Linked DNA regions of Homo sapiens: region 2 is linked to region 1. A link is a contact called in ENCODE Hi-C or POLR2A ChIA-PET data. All regions are on one chromosome and are shown on one strand. Each heading gives the region's core, a stretch centred on a gene start or an enhancer-like site at or near the end of the contact. The rest is flanking DNA. Distances are from core to core; before and after follow the strand shown. Region 1 has its middle 14 kb from the start of MIR1302-4. Region 2 overlaps LOC105373851 (a long non-coding RNA gene).

The links. A loop is a pair of places that touch in the nucleus more often than their neighbours do. ChIA-PET counts read pairs that join two places held with the same protein, here RNA polymerase II (POLR2A). Pooled maps may share reads with other maps.
Region 2: a map of Right ventricle myocardium superior shows a loop between it and region 1 (6-fold over the local background). The contact joins two enhancer-like sites. A Hi-C loop is called at or near these places in 4 of 168 maps with a recorded cell type or tissue (GM12878, Right ventricle myocardium superior, endothelial cell of umbilical vein and 1 more), 31 of 37 single-sample maps with no recorded cell type and 18 of 50 pooled maps. POLR2A ChIA-PET finds 5 or more read pairs at or near these places in 7 of 52 experiments (A549, GM12878, OCI-LY7 and 4 more).

What each region holds. Positions count from the first base shown.
Region 1 is chr2:207,280,947-207,284,945 of GRCh38, reverse strand. No RefSeq gene overlaps it. Among named protein-coding and RNA genes, the nearest start is that of MIR1302-4, 14 kb to the right of the region's middle. Within about 2 kb of position 1,370, at least 6 of the 41 ENCODE cell types and tissues checked have a DNase peak (open chromatin) inside an H3K27ac peak, as active enhancers do.
Region 2 is chr2:207,335,640-207,339,545 of GRCh38, reverse strand. All of the region lies in intron 1 of LOC105373851 (a long non-coding RNA gene), which reads right to left. Among named protein-coding and RNA genes, the nearest start is that of MIR1302-4, 68 kb to the right of the region's middle. Within about 2 kb of position 1,710, at least 4 of the 41 ENCODE cell types and tissues checked have a DNase peak (open chromatin) inside an H3K27ac peak, as active enhancers do.

The DNA of each region.
Region 1 (3,999 bases), core at 121-2,620:
GACAAGGGAGACAGAGTGAAAGAGAAAGGGCAAATTTTTGCATTAGCTTTCCCTGTGAGGGGAGTTAGGGACCCTTTCCCAGTTGAAAAGAGCAATGCTGCTTGGTCCTGGGTGAGACACAATGTGACAGTAACATGCCCCCAAATTCATAAACGCTGGAGGGAGTTGACAGCTGGTATTTTTAAAGGAGCTGATTTGGTGGCTAATTTTATTTATCTTGCTTCCTTTGCCAAGCTCAGCTGCTTCTTTGCCCTGTGCCATTAAGTCCCAGGAGGTCCATAGGCAGCAATTTACAAATCTATTCCTTTCCGTGGCGAAGGTTCTTTTTACCGCCATGGGTTTTTCATACAGAAAATAGAAAATCTAGAAGCCATATAACCAGAGTGATCTTTAATGTTTCATCAAAAGCTGTCCTATATGGGTATTTATTTATATTTAGCCCAGAGTGAAAGGTCCCAGGAGGCTGCAGCCTGAGCAGATTTGGTTCAATATCTGCAAAGGAATTTAAATCAGCTTACCAATAAAGAAATCTTCCTACAAGAGGAAAAAAAAAAGTGGAACTTGAGTCTGATTGACCTTGAGACAAAGACAGCCTGGAAACCATTCAGTAGTCAATAACAGAGCCATGCAGCCTGTAGACATATCTTTGTGAGTGTGCTTATGTGTAAATCGGGCCAGAGGTGCAGGTAGGGAAGCAACATCTTCATACAGTCTCCATGGTTGCATTAGACTGAAAAAAAAGGAATTGATATTTCGTTATAAAGCTGAATGTTAAAAATTAGCATTCCTAAAATTTCTGACAATCTGGCTTAAATAAAATAATAACAGATGTATGTGAAAGTGATATTGCTAGAGAGTAACAGTTGTATAATGGATATCCTGCTGTACAACATTTATGAATAATGCATCATTATCTATTATCTTTAAATCTATCCAGGATTAATAGCTTTGCAGATTATTTAGCCTCCAAGATATAAGGGATAAAATCAATACATATATGTTTTGATAATCGATGACAATCAATTCATTAAAAATAAACACCTAGCCAGCCTCAGTTAAATGCTCAGGAGGTGTCCTTATTCTCTAATTGTATTGGTTTATTTGCCATGCTAGCAATTTGGGATGATATCTTTATAATCCATGTCAATGTTGAAAAAAAAGAGAGAGAATGTTCTCCAGATCCAAGCAAGAAACAAACAAACAAACAAACAACCCAAGACATCTTCTCCAGGAGTTTCAACCTAAAAAAACCAGAGCTTTCTATTGCCCTTGGGGTTTTGCTGCTGCATCTCCTGACACCAGGGGCTGGACAATGATTGGTTTCCTTTGATAAAAAGTTCTTCAGGAAAATAACAGCTTAGTCAGAGGAGGCCACCAGGCTGTGTGCCCCAGCAGTGCAGCCTTGGGCAGGGTTGAAGAGGGGAAAGAGGAAGAAAAGCCACTGCCTCTGCAGCACCCACAGTGGGGAAGCAGTGGGCCTGGAAAAGGCGACAAATTGCTCATGTTACATTTAGAATGATCACTATTCTTCCCCATTTTGACATGGATGTCACTGTAGAAAGGGATTTTAGCTTAGATTACTGATAGTTGTGGGAGTGAGGAGAGATTCCCCCACCCCCAAATTCTGTAGTAGAATTTTTATTCTTGAGTTCATCTTCTCAAGGTGACACTAGACCCTAATTTCAGACAGTTGCTATATCTTTCCTCTCCCTCCACCTTTCTCTCCCTTTCACTTTCTTTTTCTCTATAATGCTGAGCTTTTGGCAAAGATACCAAACAGACAATCCATTTGCAGCCAAAAGTTTATGTGTATGTTGATTGTTTCTGATGAGTGGATGGAAACCTCAGCTTCTCAGTGCCCTTGAGCAAAAAGGGCTGAACAAGTTGTGTGTTTCCACATCACATGTCATCTCAATAGCTAATTCTTAGGTTGCAGAATATTGTTATAATATGAAATTCTGGGGTTGTAGTTCAATTCACTCTCCTTAGTAAGCTACTGCACACACAGATCTGATTGTGTCACAGCTTTTTGTTTAAACCAATAGCTGGTTTCACAGGGGTTAGAAGCTGTGTTTGAGAAATGTGTTTTCCATCGATTAAAATTTCTTAAAGGACACACCACAATTGAATGACAGGCTATTTTAAAATTATTTACAAGCTCGACATTTTACTCAAAGCAAATTGTCAACTAAATCTAGTTATCATTTTATCTGCTGGACCTATTCCCCCTGAGCATACCAACCATGAAAAAGATTATCTCCTCAATTTATTGCTTTAGCAATTCAGTAGACATCTTCTTGGCACCCCCCTCCTAGTACTAAATGATGATAGAAAGGCATTGATGAGTTTTGGGGGCATTTGTTTCCAGAATTTCCCCAAACACAATTTTTCAATTGCATTATGAATGAAGGCCATGATATGAGAGCTTTTTCTGGATCTAATTTCCACTATAATCACTCTCCTATGGAAAAACCAGAGATTATTTTTCCACTTGCATTTTCCCCATGCTACTAATAATATAAATTGACGCAATTTCTTTTGGTACCTCTCTAACCATGTACATATTGCTATTGTATTGTCATGAATGCAGTTCCAAGCTCTTTTCCATGTCACTGCTTATACACGTCAATTCCCTCTGTCATGGGGACATTCTTCCCATTGACCTTTGCTTGGCTCTGTCCTCATTATCACCCAGATCTTAGTCCAAGTAACAACTCCTCTGGGGGCTTCCTGGACCACCTTATCCTATGTTACTTACTTCCCCCAATACCGTTCCAGTAGTTATCTATTACATGTTACCTACTTTATGTCACTTACTACCATCTAAAATACTCTTACTTATTAACCCTACAAGATTCTGGTTTGTTTTTCTCAGCCAAAGGTAAGCTCCATGAAAGAATCTCATTTTTTGGTTTACTACTCTTTCCCAGTGCCTATCATGGTGCCTGGGATATAATAGACAATAAATATTTGCCACACAAGTGAATGAACAGGTACAAAATTGCAATCAGAAAACCTAGCTACATTTCTATCTGTATTTTTGGTTTTCTGCATGACGCTAGACTTTCTATTTAACCCAGTTGATTTTCTACAAACCCATAAAATTCTAGATTTCGGGACCAAAAGATATCTGTAAGGTTAGATAGTCATTCTGTTGATGAGGAACTGGAACACAGAGAGGTCGAATCACCCAATGAGTGGTAAACGTGAGTTTTAATTCCAGCCCTCCAGTTTTCTTAGAACAGTGGTTTTCAACTGGGCAATTTCCTCCCTCCTCCTCCCCCTGAACACCAGGGACATTTGACAATGTTTAGAGACATTTTTGGATGTCACAACTTGGGGAAAGGGTGTGTGTTACTGGCTTCTAGTGAGTAAGAGTCAGAGCTGCTGCAAAACATCTTATAGTGCATGGGACAATGCCCCACAACGAAGAATTACCCAGCCAAAAATGCCAGTAGTGCCAAGGTTTAGAAAGCGTGACTTCGATCTATAAACAGCAATAATGAGACTTCTCCCTTCTGTTTGAGAATCAATGAGAAAAGGTCCATAAAACTTGGGTTTTTCAGGATTTTGTAGTACAGAATTGTTGATTGGCATTTTTTGCAACAAAAAAATTTTAATTCTTAAAATAAAAGTGCTTTATTATTTGTTGATTATAGAAGTAATATATGCTTGTTGTAAAGGAATTCAGGTCAAAAGAAATATATTAAAAAGGAAGAGGAAATCATTCATAATCCTACCCCTTGGACATAAACATATGAGCATGTTGGTGTGTATTTTTCAAGACTTTTTTTTATAAATACATACATACACCTACATAAATTTTGACAAAACTAGAATACCGAATTTATATATACTCTTGTAATGTGCTTTGTCCTCTTAACAATATTTTATTGACACATTATAACTCTATAAATAAAAAGCTAATTATAATTTCTAATGGTTTTGTATTATTCTGATGTATGGTTGATGTGAAATATGTTTTACCATTCACCTATT
Region 2 (3,906 bases), core at 461-2,960, 54 kb before region 1:
GCTGAGTTTATATGGACTGAACTTACCCAGAGTAGGCTGTAGAATTGCCAGGGTGTTCAGCTGTCTCAATGACAGAATCAGATTAAATGTGTGGCTGATCTTATTGATTGGGCAGAAATCAACTAAGAGAGCTTAAAACAAAACAAAATTAAACTATGACTAGAAAATAAACAGTCAATTTTGTGGCTTTAAATAGAAAAGACCAGAATGTCAATAGCTGAATTGAGATTAGGACCAACAGTTTCTGAGTTTCCAGAAAGCATTACCAAAGTCTAGGCACCATGAGAGACTCAGTCCCAAATTGAGAGAATTTGCCAGGGGTTTGACATGAACCCTGCCTTGTTTGAGCCCAGTTCTCCAAGCCCAGAGCAGGGGTTCTCCAGGATGGAATCCTCTTAGAGACTCCTCAGTGACTGTACCCATCTCCTTTCCATTCTACCCCTCTCTGTATGACCAAGAGAGAATTGTTTTCCCTTTTAGGCATAGCTAACATGGGCAAATGAAACAAATTAGTTTTCATTACTGCAGATAATAAATAAATCTTGTGGTGAAATAAATAATATAATATGTAATAATGGACTGAAAAAATACAGCTCAAAACAGACAAAGCTGGGTAAAAACAGAAACCATCAAAAGTAGAGAAAGCCAGAGAACTATCCAGTCAAGCAATAAAGCAACAACATCTGAGAGGCCTCATGTACTGTCCTGAAGTGACTTTTAGCTACTCACGCTGTGTTAACTGTTGATGAAATGTCATTGAGCTTAAAATAAAATAAGTTTGTAGTCCTAGATAACACTCTGCAAGAGCAAATAATATTAGGCCACTATACACCGATATAAATAAATAACTCATAGCAATGTACCAATATGTCAAGATTTTTCACAGGAGGGAGTATGAAAACTAGCTGGATGGTGTCAGGCTCGTTTAAAAGCTCATTTGCTCCCCTTAGTCACTGTCCTTTCACCTTTACATGGCATCTCTCCTGGTCTCTTGTCGACGTGGTTGTCAAAGCACCAGCTCAATAGTGCTGGTCTGTCAGCAGAGATGTGTTAAATGTAAAGATGGCAGAGTTCCCCACAGAAAGCTACATGCAGACTCTGGAGCCAGCTGAAGTCATGGGGCGTCAGGTGACAATGAGACTATGTCATCAAATGACATGTATCCCTGAGGTGCCCAATGAACTTTACACAGAGTTTTTTTTTTTTTTCCTATTGTATTATTCTGACATCTTGCTAAAAAAAAAGAAAAGAAAGAGGACAGACATTTCTATTCCACAGAAAGGAAAGCTTGGACTCAAAGAAGTTGCCTGAATTGCTCTAGATGACTTTATTTTTTGGGATTTCCTGGTTTCCATAAACAGCCACCCATCTGCCTACCCTCCTTCTCCCACTCACTTCTGACCACAACTGCACCCTGCTGTGTGTTAGGAGGAGCGGATTTGATGTCTCGGAGGCGAGGGGTGTGTCTGAGGTGAATGGGCATGTCTATACCTCCCTACTTTGTTAAATGATTGCAACAGAGATCACCCACGTACTCCCAGCCTGGTTCAGTGCAACACATGTCTAGTTCATTAGATGCAGCCTGTTCAGGCCTCTTCTACCTGCTGAGACTTCACACCCATAAAATCCAGTTAAACCTCTGAGTCACAGGAGGCTGCCCTATCAGAAGACTACACACTTTCCAGCTTCCCAGCTTGGGAGTCACAAGACCTGAGTTCAGATTTCAGCTCTGCCACTTACTGAGGCAAATACTTGTATCCATCTTAATGTCAGGTGGTCATGTTGAGTAACCTCTGATTTCTTATCTAAAGGGGTTTTTTTTTTAGGATAATTGAATGGAAAAACTATCTTAAATTGCTTAGTACAGGAGTCATCAATGTATAGTCTGCCTGCTGCCTGTTATGGAAATAAAGTTTTATTGGAACACAGCTGTGCCCATTCAGCTAAGGCTAGCATTTATGTTTATTGTTGACAGCTGCTTTTTTGCTACAATGTCAGAGATGAGTGGTTTTCCCACATAGTGGGTCTGCACTATGTATGAGTTGCTTACTCCTTTTCTTCTTTCTGTTTGTCCTTACTCTTAACTGTATGCTCCTAATTAGTTGCTCTCTAATTATCCAACCCCTCCCCAGAAACAGACTGACTATACTTTCTTTTAACAGTAATTTGCTGGAGAGTTTCAATTTCACTTTGGGCACTGCTACGTCTTAGTGACAATAAGTAATTCATCTGGGGTGGATGGGGGTGATAGGGTGGGGGTGGGGGTGGGAGGAGGTGAATAGGAAGCATTGTAGCTTCGTACTTTGTGAGTGGACTCAGTGAGGGACAACCACAGACACAGACCCTAGTTCAGTGTCATATCTCTATGTTTCATCAAACAACTACAGGATTTTGTTTGTTTATTGTTAGCAGGAGTACATGGTGTAAGGGCAGGTCGAAACATTTTTTCCCCTAATTTCAGTATGGTTAAAAAAAGTATATTCTCCAATGTATTGTGAGATTGATGTAGTGAAAAGATGCCTGGTAAGAGAAGTCAGAAAATCTAGGTTCAAGTCTGGGTTTATCTTAGTTTTATTATGTTGGTCAAGCCACTTCTGAGTGTCAGTTTCTTCAGAACTAAGACTGAGGGTAATAATACGACTTGATTCCTAGCATGATTCTGAAGCATAAAAGATAATGCAAGTGGAAAACTTTGTGAACTATGAGGCCATCTATAAAATGTGACACATATGTATATAACAGGGTCTGTTTCAGGGGATTTCATTATTTTCTTTTTCTTTATATTTTTATATTTACATCAAACACAGTTTCAGTTTTTACAATAGGTTCTGATATCTGACGAGGCTGATCCCTAAGAACATTTGCATTTTGCTAGTTTTCCTGTTTATAGTTTTGAATGTTTTTAATAAGATAAGCACTAAGCTTAGCAATTCGTCAGTGTTCATTCTAATGACCTTCAAGAAACGTCCCGTTGGATCTTTAGACAGAATTATTTCAGTAAGTTTGAGGAGCCTTGGCATCTTTATGTTGAATTTTTCCATCTAATAAAAATATAACTCTTCCTCTTAATTATTAAAAATATATCCCCCAATCAAGGTTTTAAAACTTTTAATACATTTCTTATTGAGTTTATAAATATTTTATATTTGTCGCTATTTGAATAGCTTTTCTTTTGCTTTATATTATCTATCTGTTTACTGCCAGTATATAGAAATACTGTTGCTTTTTAGGTATTTATCTTATTCCAAGCCACTTTATGACTCTTTTTTAAAATAAAGAAAGCTTTTAGTTAATTCTTTTGACTTTTTCAGATTTATACTTGTGTGATTTTCATGTACTTTAGTACCTTAGTTCACAAAAATTTATTCCTTTTGTGTTTATAACCTACTGCATTAACCAGAGAATCTAAAGTGATAATGATGCTAGCTGATAGTCCCAGCTACTCGGGAGGCTGAGGCACGAGAATCGCTTGAGCCTGGAAGACAGAGGTTGCAGTGAGCCGAGATTGTGCCACTGCACTCCAGCCAGGGCGACACAGCGAGACTCTGTCTCAAAAAAACCCCAAAAAACAAACAAACAAAAACCAGAAACAGTGATAATCATACTAAAGGACATTCTTTGTGTTTGTTTCTGATTTTCAATGTTTGCCAATTAATTATAATCTTTATTTACTTTAAGCCAAGAGCATCTTTATCACATTGAAGGAGCATCCTTCTATTCCTATTGAAATGTTTACTCTGTAATTAGGAAAAGGTGTTGATTTTATCAGATGTGGTATCTATGAAATTATCACATTGGCTAATTATTGTTGTATCAGTGAATACTCAGTGGATTATTTTCTCCTTGGAAATCAATCTCTGTGGTCAGCTGACTGGCTCTGCTAACAGTGACAGATGTGTAAACGGT